Regions from separate parts of the Homo sapiens genome. Here region 1 is linked to region 2. A link is an interaction called in ENCODE POLR2A ChIA-PET data of the cell type or tissue named here. Cell type or tissue: PC-3. All regions are shown on one strand. Each heading gives the region's core, and the rest is flanking DNA. Links, peaks and the distances in the headings are about the cores only.

Region 1 (10,412 bases), core at 3,623-6,122, 1.1 Mb before region 2:
TAGATTTTGTTTCTTGACACAGTTTTCTTTGCTAACTACTGTGAATTGCCTAACCAGATCTACAGAAAACCATATCATGGGCCCACATTTTTTTCTAATCCTCTTCCTTTTAAATCAGAAATTCAGTATAACATTTTTCCATAAGTGAATGAGAGAACCACTTCCTAGCATTTTTGTGTGTCCCCCCCACCCACCCCTTTAAAAAAAAAAAAAGAAAGAAACAACAACAGACCTTCCTTTTGGATTTACATCAGCATTTAGCTAACTTCCTGAACATTTCACCCATTTCCTGAACTTATTCTCAGGAAGGAAAAACATCCTCCTTCAGAAATAAATGCAAATAATCCCAGAGATTATTTCTATTAAATAAATAGTGTAAACGCAATGGAATTTCCTGTAAGATGTATATTTACCATGGATATTTCAATAAAAATGTATTGTGATTCTGTAAGACTCATGATATTTGCAGGTAGTCTGAGGAATTATAATCTTTAGTAGCCATTCAAGAGCTAAGTCCTGAACATTTGCAATTTTTACTCATGTTAAAAAATATATATATATATATATATATATTTTTTTTTTTAACTGAGAAATAGGAACACTGGAAAAATTATTCTCCTGAGGTCAGTGTTTTTTGAAGCTTTGTTTCTTTTAAAAGAGGGCTCTAATGACACCTAGTGGTGAATACAGGCAGAACAACTTTAGGACAGACTCAATGCAGTGTCCCTGTAATTAGAATTTTTTGTTTATGTGTTTGCTTGGGAGAAAACACACTCCTTACAAGCACTTCTTAAGTACCCTTAATGCCCAGGAATCCTGAGAAGTAGTGACATGGAAACGTTTCCCTTACGTGTTTCTGGCGATGTTCTCTTCTCTTGATTGATGATTCCTCAGAGCCTGCCCACCTCCTAGGGCTAAACTGGCTCAATTTTAAGAATGGATGAAAAATGTGAAGCTCTGCAGAGGAAAAACATCAATACATCAAGTGAGAAATTTCCCTATATTTTTGAGAAGGCCTCCTCCCATTTGGCTATCTTTTAATGGAGAAGCATGGTCCTTTTCTGGTGTATATGTCTTACTGACTTTTTAAAGGTGTACTCTAGGCTGACTGCCTGTCGTTTCTGCTTTACAGGGGCCTTCTTAGGTTCTCTAGTGTTTGGCAGTGGCTGATTTTTAAAGAGAGAGGTGATAGGGATCTCAGAGAGGCTGCCCTCACTCCAGCCCCACCCCACCCCTACCCCCAGCCCCTCGGAAGGCCATCCAGGACAGATGACTATCTGGCCTCCTTGCACCACCCCCAGGAAGGAGCTCCTTAATCCATCACATCGGCTGATATTCTTCTTTATGTCCAAACCCCTCAGAGTGATATCCAAGACCCTCAGGTCTGGCTCTTCCCCTCTCTTCCAGCCACATCATTCCTCTTCCTCAGACACACCCTATGCTCTAGCCAATCCCAGCCACTTCCAGCTCCTCCTGTTCTCAGGCTGTTTCAGTGTTCTCTGCTCCTGCATGCTGGACTCCTGAGCCAGGAGGCTCTTTCACTCCGTGGCCCTTCTGCTCATTCTTCAAGTCCCTGAGTAAGTGTTTCCTCTTCTTCTTCAAGTCCCTGCATACACGTTTCCTCTTCTGGGAGCCTCGCATGATCCAATCAAGCAGAGCCTGTAGCACCTTCCTTTAGGGCACCTCTGAACCTAGTTCAAACATCTGTAATTGCATGTGTTATATTACATTATATTGTTCTTGTTTGTTTCTCCTCTAGATGTGTTTGAGCTTCTCAAGGGCAAGAGCTGTTCTTGCGCCCAATGCTGGTTCGGGTGCTCGACAAATGTTCACTGACATCCTGGCAGCAGCCATTTGTGGCACTGGATTGTTGCATTTGGCTGCAGTGTTTTGACAGGAGCAAATTAGGAGTGGGGCAACTAGTTCAAGGTAGTGTTGACAATGAGGGTTAGCTCTTTGAAAATGTGCAGAACCATTTATTATCCCAAATGACCTCAGCTTTCACACCACTAGGAATAAGGTGCTTTCACAAAAATCATCTCTAAGTTTGTGTCTAGTTCTAACACTGGAAGATTCTGTTACCAGAAAGGGGTCCGGATCCAGACCCCAAAAGAGGGTTACTGGATCTCACGCAAGAAAGAATTAAAGGCGAGTCCATAAAGTGAAAGCAAGTTTATTAAGAAAGTAAAGGAATAAAAGAATGGCTACTCCACTGACAGAAGGCTTCTGGTTGCCTATTTTTATGGTTATTTCTTGATTATATGCTAAACAAGGGGTGGATTATTCATGCCTCCCCTTTTAGACCATATAGGGTAACTTCCTGACATTGCCATGGCATCTGTAAACTGTCATGGTGCTGGTGGGAGTGTAGCAGTGAGGACAACCAGAGGTCACTCTCATGGCCATCTTGGTTTTGGTGGGCTTCAGCTGGCTTCTTTACTGCAACCTATTTTATCAGCAAGGTCTTGATGACCTGTATCTTGGCTGACCTCCTATCTCATCCTGTGACTTAGAATGCCTAACCGTCTGGGAATGCAGCCCAGTAGGTCTCAGCCTTATTTTACCCAGCCCCTACTCAAGATGGAGTTGCTCTGGTTCAGACGCCTCTGACAATTCTATAATTAGGGGAGCCATGCTTTAAAATATGGTTTTAAAAAATCTAGGGCTAAGGCAGAGAGTCTACAATTGAATGCAAGAATATTTTACATACACCTGTCTTTTTTCTGGGGAGATGGTTCATACTTTTCAAAGAAGGGGTCTGTGATCTCAAAAGATTAAATACCACTGATTAAGAATCATTGACCAAAATGACAATCTTTACTCAGCCTCTGCTGGGTCAGTAGGAGCTAACACCTTAATAGGAGTTAGTGCCTCAGTAGAGAGGTTCGTAATCCAGCAGCTGCAAAGCTCTTGCTTTTTTTCCTACTGCCCTCTATTAGGGCACATGTACTGGTCCCAGTTTGCAATTTCAAAAGAGGCTTGCATCCTAAGAGGCTTTTGGACATGTTCCATTTATGCAGCATTAATGTTCTAAATGTTCTAAATGTAAGAGTAAGGGTGTAAGGGTATGACCAGAACTCTTTTTTTTTTTTTTTCTTTACTCTGTCACCCAGGCTGGAGTGCAGTGGCATGATCATGGCTTACTGTGGCCTCAACCTCCCAGGCTCAAGTGATCCTCCCAGCTCAGCCTCCTACTACAGGTACATACCACCATGCCTGGCTAATTTTTTGTATTTTTTGTAGAGACAGGGGTCTCTGTTTCCCAGGCTGGTCTCAAACTCTTGGGCTCAAGCCATCCTCCTGCCTCAGCCTCCCAAAATACTGGGATTACAGGTATGAACCATCACACGGAGCAAAACTCTTTCAGCAAGATTATATACCTTTCCCCACATTAAAAAAAGTAATTGGCTGGCCGGGCGCTGTGGTTCACGCCTGTAATCCCAGCACTTTGGGAGGTCGAGGTGGTCGGATCACCTGAGGTCGGGAGTTCGAGACCAGCCTGACCAACATGGAGAAACCTTGTCTCTACCAAAAATACAAAATTAGCCAGGTGTGGTGTCACATGCCTGTAATCCCAGCTACTCGGGAGGCTGAGGCAGGAGAATCACTTGAACCTGGGAGGCAGAGGTTGTGGTGAGCTGAGATTGTGCCATTGCACTCTAGCCTGGCAACAAGAGCAAAACTCCATCTCAAAAAAAAATAAAGTAATTGGCATTACCAGAAATGATATTAATATTCTTTAGGTTAGGTGCCAGGGCTACTCTGAAAAAGCCACCACACAGAGCCCCCAAGTCCTGCCAGGTGGTTCACAATGAACCCTCTGGGTAGTGCCAGAAATCCTACATGTGAAGCATGATCACTGAAACATTCTGCGAGTGTGATCTGGGCCTGCAAATTGCTATGAAGCTTTTCTGCTTCAGTGGGAGATGCCATTGCAAACTGAATTGTGGCTGGCAGGGCTGGATTCCTGGGTTTGCAACATGGGCAGTCATTCAGAGCCCTGTGCTTAGACAGGCCTTGTGCTTTGTTTAATGCTTTGCTGTTGCTATCTTGAAATTTTCAATAATATTTGAACAAAGGGCCTCATATTTTTATATCACACCTGCTCCTGTAAATGATGTTTGTCCTAAGTGGCTACATATACCTAAGGCAGCACCAAGTAGTAGAAAGAGCATGTACTTTGGAGTTGGCAGGGGTCAACTCCAATCCCAGTTCCGTAACTTTCTAGCGATGTGAGCTTGGGTAAGTTACTTAACCTCTCTGGGCTTCAGTGTTATTATATAAAAAATAGTGATTATAATGTCTAACTTTTAGAGTCATTGGGGTAATTACCAACAGTTGGGGTAATTACAACATTTGGGGTAACAGTATGTGTTTAGTAATTGGTAATGGATGATAATGACAACAATGCAACAATGATTTGAAAACAACTAGTCAAGAAAGAATGAAATAACATTCATGTGAAAAGACAACCAAAACAAAATGAACAGACAAAAAAATGCCATACACGTAGACTTTTGGGGTTGGGAAGAATCCTAAAGATAAGCTCCTGGGCTGAGTTGTTTTTGCCTTTGCCGTCCACAGCACTTTTCTCTTATGATGCATCTTTTCCCGCATTAAACACTGAGACCCTGAGAACAGATACTGTGTCTATACTTTAAAAATATTTCCAGCTTCTTGCACAAAGCCTGACACAAAGTGGATGTTTAATAAGCATTGGTTGAAATAATAAACTAGCTCATTATTTTATAGCTGAGGAATCTGAGGCCTAGAGAAGTCAGGTGACTTAAATAAGCTTACAAAACTTGTCCTTGGCAAAGCCAGGTCTGGAGTCCTCTCTGTTTGTTTCAGAGGGATTAGTTATTGCCTGGGGGCCCTGTGTGGACCCATCCCTTGGAGCTGTTAAACACAATCACACAATCTTTATTGCTTGCTGAATTGCAATTATCAGATTATATAGGAAATGTTTAAGGATTTTATGTATGTGTATTTTTATTTGTTTTGAGTCAAAAATCAAAAGGGAAGAATGGTCATTGGAGCTAGAATATACTTGTGGCTGTCCCAGTGAACTCCTAGAAAAAGTAATCCCTCCACTTGCCTTTGCTGGAGCACATGGTTCAGGGATAGTTTAGGATCCCCTCTCTCCTTTCCCAAATCCTCCCATGCATGAGCTTATCTGCTGTGATGCTGATGTCCTGGATGTGATTGATTACCCACCACTATCTTGGGGACCTGGGAATGACCTTCTGGATGCATTTGTAAGGAACCAGCTTGGGAAGAAAAACAAAAACTTGAAGGCATCCTCTAGTTGGCCTGAGATAAGGGGACCTCAGAGTCTTCTTTCATTAGCCTGGCAAAACAATCCAAACAATAAAAAATCCATAAGAAAATATTCTGCTTCCAGGAGCTTAAAAGATACTTCTCCTTTCAGCCACCCAGTCACATGACACTATCCCTATGTAAGACAAACAAATGTTTTTGTGGGTGAGAGGATGAGAGGAAGGGAGGAAAGAAGAGAAGGGGAGGAGTTCAACAGAGAAAGGGAGGGAGGTATGATGAGGGAGCAGAGGTGAAAATGTAGAAAAAAGAAAAAACCAAAGAGAGAGAGAGAGATGGAATATGTTTGGAAAGAGATGTGGGCCTAATATTTACCCAGATGATCCCAGGAGCCAACTCAAATCATCAGAATGAATCGATCCAAGTCACCTTGTTAAACTTACTTGGCATAATAATAATTATTGTGTGCTGAAAGAAGCAGTGGGGTTCGGTGAGAGAGTATGGGTTTGAGTTTTGGCTCTCATGATGATTTGCTGTACAAACATACATCTGTTATTTCAAGTCCCAGGCCTCAGTTTTCCCATTCCGAACTGGGGGAAATAAATGAAACAGGACATATGAAAGTAATTTGAAAAATAGAGTGTGACACAAGCAAACACAGTCTCGAATTTACACTCAAGCTGGATCTATTCCACTTAAATCAAAACAGGCTTTGACGTGTCTCCAGCTTTTCTTTTCATGGACTCAGTAAAGTTTTCTACCTTGTGTTTTTAAAGTAAATACATATATAATCCAATGATCTCGTCGCATCATTAGGCTCAGGTGGGCTCGTTCCAAATCATGGATACAACACTGAAATCAAAATACGAAAAGAAAAAAAGGTGCATGGTTTACCCACCATTGTTTAACAAATTTATGTAGTGGAAAGAGCAGATATGGTAGGAATGAGATCTGGTTCAGATTCCAGCTCCAATAGTCATCTGCTGTGTGACCCACGGCAAGTTTCTCAGCCTCACTGAGCCGCACTCTTCCCACTTGGGGTATGGGAGCACCTCCCTCCCTATAATATTATCATAAGATAGCCGGACAAATGCCTAGCTGGCTCCTGGCATCTGTTAGAGCCTCTGCCTATGTTGATCATTGCTGTATCCTCAGTCCTAGACTATAGTAGGTATGAAATATGCAGTACTTTCTCTTTTCCCTTCCTCTTTTCTACTTCTCTTACCCTATTCCCACGCCCACCCATTCAGGTGTCTTTCCATGGCCACCAAAGTAAAGCCTTGGATTTGGGTGTCTGAGATACTGCTTGAGAGCCATTTTTTTCGAAGGCTTCAGATAGGAAATGAAATCACGCTGGCTTATAATTATGCACCACCTTAGGTGTCAGCAATGAAAACAGACTCTAGAGAACATAAATGGAAGGAAATGTATTGGAGTGGTTGGAGAGTAAAGAGAATTAACCTTAGAAATGAGTAGAAATTAGGGGAGAGTCAGAAGTCCAGTCCAAAGGAACCACAGCAATGGCTCCTTGGCAGGAGTAGTTTGGTCAGCGTGCCCGCCAGCCTGCTTTTGAAAGGACGACCTCCAGCTGTCTCCAGAGGTAGCCACCCACCCCCTGCCTGTTTTTGTATTGCTTCCCTGAGATTCACACTTCAGGGAAAGACCACTTGGTGGGCTGAGCCAAAGTCAGTTACTGACCCTCAGATTGTGCCAGGGTTGTGTGTTTATGTGTGAACAAGAGAGTGTGAGTGTGATTTTGTCCACTTTTGATATGGAAGGTGAGTCCGACCTCACATCGAGAGAAGCCACAACAGTGACCAACCCTTACAGAGGGAGATTTGATGACAGACACCCATTAATAAAAATATGGCAAATGTCCACTGCAGCTCAGAAGAGAGTCTTCAAGGAGGTCAGAGAATCCACAGCTCTGCTTTGTGCAGGGATGTCTCCTCTTCACCAAAGCATTTAGCATCCACTGGGGTAAACAGGGAGGATCCAGCTGTGTCTGCTCATTCCAAGTGGTTTTGAGAAAACAAAATCAACATTAAATTAAAGCAAATAATCAGAGATGTATTAACACTAAAAAAAAAAAAAGTCATGGAAACAAAGTTGAATTCAGTTAAATGGTGAGTGAACAGTTCTTCAGATAGCTTTTGCCTGATTTCCACACAGCTGTTTCTCCAAACCTGTCTGCAGTCAGAGGCAGATGCTTGCAAGCAGCCCCCATGTATTTCCCACACACTCTCAGCCCCCAGCAAACTCTTCTGGAGGCTGGGTGGCCGTGTCACTGATGGTGATGGCCCCTGCTTCAGGAACTGACAGTCTGCTTCCTTTTTTGCTGTATCCTTCAAACCCTAATTATACAAAAAAATAAATTCAAGACTCCAGTCTAGCAGCTGAATACACTTCTTGTTTGGGAAAGCCTAATTTTCAGTAGAAAACGACTTCTGGCAAAAGCAGCTCCTGCCCCTCCCCTGCTTTTTGCCCCAAGGTCAAGTATTCTGATGACTCTCAGCAGTCATTGGTCCCACTTCCTGCCAAACTGTGACAAACCAACCACATGATCATGATTAATCACCCCCCAGCCCTTCATTGCAAACAATGGGACTGCCTCGGGGGCAATTTTGGAAGTCTCCATCACCTCCAAATTTTGATAGGGGTTAAGTTAGACTCGGTCCTCACTTTTGCACAAAGATTCACAGTTTGCATAGAGCTTCATGGTTTGCATGAAGTTTTATTGTTTGCCCTCTTATACATGTTATTTTATTTGGTCCCCAATAATAGGGCACCAGGCTACCGTCACCCTTCTCCTGGATTATTACAGTTGCCTCCTATCTTCCTCAATGTCCACTCTTTTTTTTAAAAAAAATTGAAGTACAGTTAATAAAAAGCACGCTGAGAACGATGGCTCATGCCTGTAATCCCAGCACTTTAGGAGGCCAAGGTGAGTGGGTCACTTGAGCTCCGGAGCTTGAGATAATAAAAAGCACAAGTCCAGCTGTTTTGCTTTGATAAGTTTTGACAGTTGTATACACTGGGTAACTGCCATGTACAAAAAGAGATACAATATTTCCATCGCCCCAGAATAATCCTTCATTTTTTTCTTTCCAGTCAATGTCTCCTTCCTCTAGGCAACTACTTTCTGATTTCTATTACTAGGGACTATTTTTTATGTACATTGATTTCATTTCATATCATTGGAATCATACAGTATGTACACATCTGTGCTTTTTTTTCATGGATTTAAGACTCATTCATGTTGTGTGTGTGAGGAATTCCTTCCATTGTATTGCTGAGTGGTATGCCATTGTAGAAATACACCACAATTTGCTTATTAATTCATTTTTTGATGGAAATTTAGTGGCTTTTTTCTTCATCATTTTTGCTACTATGAATACAACTGCTATAACAAATTTTGTACAAATATTTTGTGAACATATGTTTTCATTTAACTTGGATAAATACCCAAGAATGAAATTGCTAGGTCATAGGGTAGATGTATGTTTAACTTTATAAGAAACTGCCAGACAGTTTTCCAAAGTAGTTTGTCAGATATATGAGTTGTCAACATCCAGTCTTGCTTCCTCCAGTCATTTCTCCTCATAGGCTCCAGAGCAATCCATTTAAAACATAACCTTGATCCCATCACTTTCCTGCTTAAACTCCTTCAATGGCTTCCCATTGCCCTTAGGAGCAAGTCCAGACATTTTTCACGTAGCCTGCACAATTTGGCCCTCACTTTCCTTTTAGCTTTGGCTACTCCTTCCTGCATCTTCCTGCCCGCTGTTTTTCTGTGTTCTGGCCATACTGGGTATGTTTCTACTCCTTGACTGTGAAGCACTTTACCTGCTCAGGGCTTTTGTACGTGAGGTCCCTTTTTCTGGTCAGCCGTTCTTTTTTTTTTTTTTTTGAGACGGAGTCTCGCTCTGTCGCCCAGGCTGGAGTGCAGTGGCGCGATCTCGGCTCACTGCAAGCTCCGCCTCCCAGGTTCACACCATTCTCCTGCCTCAGCCTCCCCAGCAGCTAGGACTACAGGCGCCCGCCACCACGCCCGGCTAATTTTTGTATTTTTAGTAGAGACGGGGTTTCACTGTGTTTGCTAGGATGGTCTCGATCTCCTGACCTTGTGATCCGCCCGCCTCGGCCTCCCAAAGTGCTGGGATTACAGACGTGAGCCGCCGCGCCCGGCCCTGGTCAGCCATTCTTCATCCACTTTCCTCTTTGCTTATTTATTCTTCCAGTCTCAGTTTAAAAGCAGCTTCATCAGGGAATTTCCCTAGGCCCTGTAGACTAAGTTAGATCCCCTGTTACATGTTCCTGTGGGGCCCTGGGCTTCCCCTTCCTAACATTCACTGCACTGTTGTCATTTTACAAACTGCATATATTTATTTCAATTTTTGAATAGCTTATACATTCATGTTGGTTCAAAAATTCTAAAAAGATATTCTGTCAAAAGTTTTATTCCCATCCCTGTCCCTATTTGCCTGGCTTCCCACCCCACATTTTTTTTTTTAAAGGAACTTCTTGATATCAGTTTTTTTCCCCAGATATTTTTTAATGCCTATACAAGATTTTGTATACATACACATATACACAAACATATATACACATACTATACCACTATAACTAATACTATTATAGTATAGTATAATACTATATTTGTATATATTAGCAAATAACAAATTATGAATACTATTAGTGTTATACTATTAGTATTGCTAATACTAATGTATATACTTTTTACACATATGCACACTCTACACACTGTTCCGCACCTTGTTTTTTCCACTCACTTTTATGTTTTGGCAGTTTTCCATTTCACAACTTAGAGAGCTTCCTCATTTTCTGTCATTGATGCCCAGAGGTCCACTCTATAAATGATCTAGGCCTGTGCTGATGGCCATTTAATTGTTTTTAATCTTTCGTGATCATAAACAATGCCGCAATGATAACAATCATATACAGATGTTATTTCTTATGAGTGTGAGAACACTTGAAGCATAATTTCCTGGAAACCAAATTGCTGGTACAAATTGTATATGAGTTTGTATTTTAAATTATTATTATTTTTGAGACGGAGTCTCGCTTTGTCATCCAGGCACAATCTTGGCTCACTGCAACCTCCGCCTCCCAGG
Region 2 (6,279 bases), core at 1-2,500:
ACAGGCTGTGTATCCTTGGGTAAGTAACTACCCTCATATAACTCAGCTTCTCATCTGTAACCACTGAGAGCTGCTTAGATGATTACATGAAATAATGGGTATACACGAATTTAGTCTAGTTCCTGGCAGGTAGGACGTACTCAAATAGTAGTAGCTGTAATAATCTACCAGGATCTCACTTTGTCACACAAGTGCTCAACCCCATTCTGGATTATTTTAAAAAGTTAGTAAGAGTCACTACACAGATTACTGTTTTCTCTTCTGCAGTAGGTGCAGAGGGGCTCTTAGGTAAGATGAATTTCAAAGATTAAATAAATAAAACTAAAAAGGTCATGGGTTATGACATTATAACTAGACTTCTTCTACCAGAAAGACTCTCTTATAAGATGGTCTTTTTTTTTTTTTTTTTTTTGAGACAGGGTTTTGCTCTGTCACCCAGGCTGGAAAGTTTAGTGGCATGATCATGGCTCACTGTAGCCTTGACCTCCTGGGCTCCAGTGATCCTCCCACCTCAGTCTCCTGAGTAGCTGGGACCACAGGCATGTGCCACCACGTCCAGCTATTTTTTATTTTTATTTTTTGTAGAGAACAAGTCTCACTATGCTGCCCAGGCTGGTCTCAAACTCCTGTGCTCAAGCGTTCTTACTGCTTCAGCGTCCCAAAGTGTTGGTATTACAGGCGTGAGCCACTGTACCCAGCCATTCTAACCATTTATAAATGTACAGTTCTATGGTATGAAGTACAGTCACATTGTTTTGCACGTGTATGCAGAACATCTCCAGAACTTTCTCATTGTCCCACACTGAGACTCTGTATCCATTAAACAGTAACTCCCTATTACCTTCTCCTCCCTAGCCCCTGGTAACAACTATTCTACTTTCTGTCTCTTTGCTTTTGACTATTCTAGGTACCTCATATAAGTGGAGGTCCTCTATTTTTTGAAGTAATATTTGTTTTTTTCATTAAACAAAATAACAAAATCTGTTCTAAAACAGTTATAGAGGAAACCTAGAGGTTTTTAAAAAAGTGTAATGTTGACAGTCACAGATGAAAGACACTGAAGTAATAACTAATGATGATGACACATACATATCTGAGGGAAGTGATCACTACAAAAGTTGTTCTTTACTTTTTCTTTTTCTTTCCTTATTTTTTAATTTATTGAGAAGGAGTCTCACTCTGTCACCCAGGCTGGAATGCAGTGGCGTGATCTCGGCTCACTGCAACCTCCGCCTCCCAGGTTCAAGCGATTCTCCTGCCTCAGCCTCTCGAGTAGCTGGGATTACAGGCATGCACCACCACACCTGGCTAATTTTTTGTACTTTTGGTAGAGATGGGGTTTTACCATGTTGTCTAGGGTGGTCTCGAACTCCTGAGCTCAAGCAATCCACCAGCCCTGGCTTCCCAAAGTGCTGGGATTACAGGAATGAGTCACCGTGCCCAGCCAGTTTTTCTTTACTTTTTAAAGGAAGGCCATATGAAAATACATACACAGGGTTATAAATTATAATATATGAGATTGTTGCTCATAAAGATGATACATAATGATGCCACAGTTTTCATGAATATATGAAATACCTCTGGTGTAGTAGATCCGTGGGTCCTAACCTTGACTTTGTCATTTGCAATTTGGCCTTGGTTTAAGGGCCTGATCCTCTCATGTGCCTCCTATCTTCATCTGTAAAATGCAGACACTAATAGCTGCGCTTCCTACATCATAGGGTTGAATGAAGATCAAACAAGATAATCAAAGTGAAAGGGCTTTGAAAAATACAAAGAGCTGTAGAAGTTCAAGGCATTATTAAAGACTGTGGAGAGATTGCTAACACAATTTGATTCAAGGCCAAAGTTTTATACTTTTGAAAGTTAAAAGAATATTCAGTATTTACAAATTATTTAAAAAACCAAATTCTTGCTTTGGTGACTCAGTACCATGACTAAATTGTGTTTTAAATGCTGTACATTTGATACGTAACTGGTATAAGTCATCTAACCACATTACCATGCCAGATATAATTATATAGCATTTTAGCAATATCTACAATTTCTGGTGGTTAAGAAGTTATAAATTCACATAGCTTAAAGACAAAGTCATGTCTTTAAGAGAAAGGTTCTTTTACTTTTTCATTGTGGCAAAAGTGCTGCTCTTTGTAACATGCATACTATGAGAGACCTGTTTGTCAATGCAACTTATCAAGCATTTATTTAGTGCCTATTGTGTATAAGTCATTTTGGGTATCAATGAGGTGGGGAGAAGGATGGAGGTGGTAAGAAGAAATACAAGAGAAAGAAGGGGTCCCAGAAGTGGGTGAGCTTTAAAACTAGTAGGGGGTGGCAGATCCTGTGACAAGTAACTATAAAGACAGGATGAAATCGATGCCAAGAAAATGCTTGAGGAATACACCATGGGAATTGGAGAGGTTGCAAGGATTAATTTTTTCAGTCTAGGAGGGTGAATCTGGTGACACTTGTCCTAGGCCTTGATGCATAAGAAGGATTCCTTGGGTCAGAAACAGAGGGAAGGATATTTCAAGCTTGAAGGAACCACACCTAGCTTATGCTACCAATAAATATTTACTTACTAGCTGATAAAACTAAACGATTTAGCAATGTGCCTGTGACTCTACAAAGTCACAGGTGGTGTTGGGTGGTGTTAGGGGTTAAATTTCAGATTATCATTTAAAAGCACCAGCCTTCCACCATTCCAAGAAGGCAGCTCAGAGAGTGGTCATACTCAATTCTGCAAACAATATTCCATTTTGTTCAGTTCCATAGAGCTACAAGAATCTTATCCTTGTTCAGACAGGGGTTCTCAACTTAAATAAGTCTACCTACAAAACTCTTTCAGGCCCATGCCCTACCTGCAGTTTTCTAAGCTCACTTCTACTCCTGTCCCAGTTAGTTTTCACAGATCCAGCACCAACCTTTACATGTAGGTTTAGTTTTTTCCAGGATTACATTTCCCCTTTCCAATATATTAGTTACAGTCACATACACTGAAGGAGGGGGACAATAAAAGCTTACATTCAAATGTGACCAAGGTAGATGTTGAAGGAGGGCTACAAGTTAGGTCATCTGGAAGGGGTGACAGAAAACTGGGGTGCAGAGAGGCAGGCAGAGGCATGGAGATTATTCTTTCCAAAAACTATAATAACTCTCTTCCAACCATTATCACACCATTAGCTAACAGGAATTGAGATCTTACCTTGGGCCAGGCAATATGCTATATGTGTTATGTGTTATCTCCTTGGCATGGGGCAGGTAATATGACTACTTCTATTTTATAGAAGAACAATCGCTAACAGAAGTTAAGTGACTTAGGCTGGGTGCAGTGGCTCACGCCCGTAATCCCAACACTTAGAGATGCTGAGGCGGGCAGATCGCTTCAGCTCAAGAGGTCAACATTGCGAAACCACGTCTCTACTAAGAATACAATAATTAACTGGGCGTGGTGGTGTGTGCTTGTAGTCCCAGCTACCTGGAAGGCTGAGGTGGGAGGATGGCTTGAGCCTGGGAGGTTGAGGCTGCAGTGCGCTGTGTTTGTGCCACTGCCTGGGCAACAAAGTGAGACCCTGCCAAAAAAGGAAGGAAGGAAGGAAGGAAGGAAGGAAAGGAGGGAGGGAGGGAGGGAGGGAGGAGACTTGTCTAAAGTCACCCAGAGAAAGAAGGAAATTAAGTGACTTGTCCAAAGTCAACCAGCGAGTTCTGTGGTAGAGCCAGGAGATACACCAAAGTCTGTGCATTTAACCTTACACCATGCTATCCCTACCCTCTTGCCTTCCCCTTCAATGTCAACCTAGAATTCTCTAAAGTTTAAGTGTCACTTATATGTAAACCATTTTGAAGGGTTCCTATGGGATAAGTGGAACAGGCCATTGCTGACTTGATATGATCGTGTTAACCAAGGCTTTTTCAGTGCACTGTATGTGCAAGGCATCATGCTAAACATGTGCATCTTCTTTTAATCTTCACAGTAGGCCTGAGAGAGCAGTGCAATTATTTTCTCTCTAACAAATGAGCAAACTGAAGCACAGGGAGGTTGAGTAATTGGTCTAAGGTCTTATTAGAAATTGACATTTCTAACAGCATTTGGATCTTGGCCAAGAGCTCTAAGATTTAGTCTCTGAGCCATACAAGATTTAGATGAATTGGGAGCCATAACAAGACCCTGCCTTAAAATTTCTCCCCCACTTGCCTGCCCCACAACCTGAAGCAAGGATCCTGTGACCCTCTCTAGCATTTAGGCATTGCTATTTGTTTCCAGGGGACGAGTGATACTGGGAACAGCATGTATTTAGTTCCTTCAAAGTCCTATGCCAGATGATACAAGGCACCCAGAGGTGAGCAAGACCCAGTGCCTGCCCTCCAGAGCTAGAGAGGGGCAGGAAGGGGATAACCAAGGCAGGTGCAATCAACAATAAAAGTGAAGTACCAAAAGCATCTGAGGTCACGCTACTCCCCTGCCTAAAATCATTCGCCAACAGCCATCACCAACAGGACACAGCCTGCTTCCCTCAGCAAGGCAGGTACAGCCACTCCTCCAACATCTGCCCACCTACCTCCTTAGCTTCATCTCTGCCTCATTGTCCCAAATCCTGTGCAATAGCCGTGACATATGACAGGCATCTCCATGTCTCTGCCTGCCTCTCTGTGCCCAGTCTTCTGTCACCCCTTCAATCTGACCTAATTTGTAGCCCTCCTTCAAGACCTACCTTGGTCACATTTGTATTTTTTATTGTCCCCCTCCTTCAGCGTAGTGACTCTACAACACTTTGTCAACCTATTATAACACTTACCCTAAAATGAAATTATTTACAAATTTGTTTCTTCAAAGGCAAGACCAGTGGCTTATTCCTCTTTTGCATGTGGCATGCTCACCCAGCACAGGGACACACCAGGCTCTCAAAGGCTGAAGGAAGCCAGAATACACATCTCTGCACAGTGCCAGGACTCTTGGGCCAGGCTAGCAGCCTGCACTGGGCACTAACTGAAGCCCTTGGGGATAAGTATTTGTAAGTTTGGGAGAAGGAAGACCTTTGGAAGAACCAAAGGCAGACCTGGGCCACCCTCAGTTAAATGGACAACACTAGTCCAGGAAATGATAAGGAAAAAGGCTTTAAGGTTCATCTCCTTCAGAGGTTTGCCTGGGCTGGCCCCATCATGGGTAACTTGTAAAAAATAGGTCGTGATACAATTTTTAAATTATTTTATTTATTTTTTTGAGACAGAGTCTTGCTCTGTCACCCAGGATGGGGTGCAGTGGTGCGATCTTGGCTCACGGCAGCCTCCACCTCTCGGGTTAAAGCGATTCTCCTGCCTCAGCTTCCTAAGTAGTTGGGACTACGGGCGCTCGCCACCACACCCAGCTAATTTTTCTTTTTTCTTTTCTAATTAGAACAGAGTTTTGCTATGTTGGCCGGGCTGGTCCCGAACTCCTGACCTCGGGTTATCCACCTGCCTCGGCCTCCCATAATGCTGGGATTACAGGTGTGAGCCACCGCGCCCGACCACAATATTGTATTTACTGTATTGCATTGTCTGCCTCCCTGCCACACAGCGTCTTCCAGGAGCTTACCAGTCCTCTGTGCATACCCCAGTAAGTAGCTCAGGCAGTGCATGACGCCCTCACCTTTCTCTAGGTATTATTGTATTTTAAAGCATCACTTCATTTAGTCCTCTCAACAACTTTTTTCCCCCCTTCTTCTATTTCACATGTGAGGAAATTGACGTCCCGAGGGTTAAAGCAAGTTACCCCATGACCGGGCTCCATACCCTCCGCGCCCCTTTCCCTGCGCGGTGGCTGTCCCTTCTCGGAGTGCAGAGGCTCCTAGTGCTCCACACTCTCGGGCTCCAAGGCCCCCTAACGCGCCGTGATAAAAATAATAATAACAATAACAACAGTGCTGCTTTATTTGCACAGAAAACAGGTTGTTTCGGGGCAAGGTACACTTGAGAAGGAGGCTAGGAACCGGAGAGAAGCAGCAGGCGGGGGCGGAGGGCGAAGGGAGGGAAGGGGAGAGGGCAGGGGCTGGCAGGCGCTGTGTGCCGGGCGAGGAGGCCGGGGCGGGCCGGGGCGGGGAGCGGGCGAAGCGCCATTGGCCCGAGCACCCGGGACCGGCCCCACCGCACCGCCCGCCGGGGGCGGGGGTAGCGGGGAGGGACTCGCGCACGCCGCTCTGCGTTGACAGTGCCGGGCGACACCCGGGCCGTGCCGCCAGCGTCCGTCGGGAGAGTGAAGGCTCGCAACGCCTTGCCCGGGGGAAGGTAACGCGCCGCGCC

The links. Peaks named below come from ENCODE experiments on the same cell type or tissue, not always from the same donor. Only the 100,000 strongest peaks of a DNase experiment are listed, where the experiment ranks them.
Region 1: POLR2A ChIA-PET joins it to region 2 with 5 read pairs; 1 of 35 experiments calls an interaction of 5 or more read pairs at or near these places.

The regions. Positions count from the first base shown.
Region 1 is chr11:86,929,565-86,939,976 of GRCh38, reverse strand. It overlaps PRSS23-AS1 (PRSS23 antisense RNA 1), which reads left to right and starts at 1,492. Exons shown (of 4, transcript NR_187135.1): 1 at 1,492-1,577. It also overlaps a transcript of PRSS23 not described here. In PC-3, for the core only: no CTCF peak of the experiment used is centred there; no DNase peak of the experiment used is centred there; H3K27ac peaks cover 1,130 bases.
Region 2 is chr11:85,811,049-85,817,327 of GRCh38, reverse strand. SYTL2 (synaptotagmin like 2) reads left to right here and starts at 6,187. Exons shown (of 20, transcript NM_206927.4): 1 at 6,187-6,279. RefSeq lists a silencer at 6,049-6,228. In PC-3, for the core only: no CTCF peak of the experiment used is centred there; DNase peaks (open chromatin) are centred at 1,547 and 1,987; H3K4me3 peaks cover 447 bases; H3K27ac peaks cover 2,188 bases.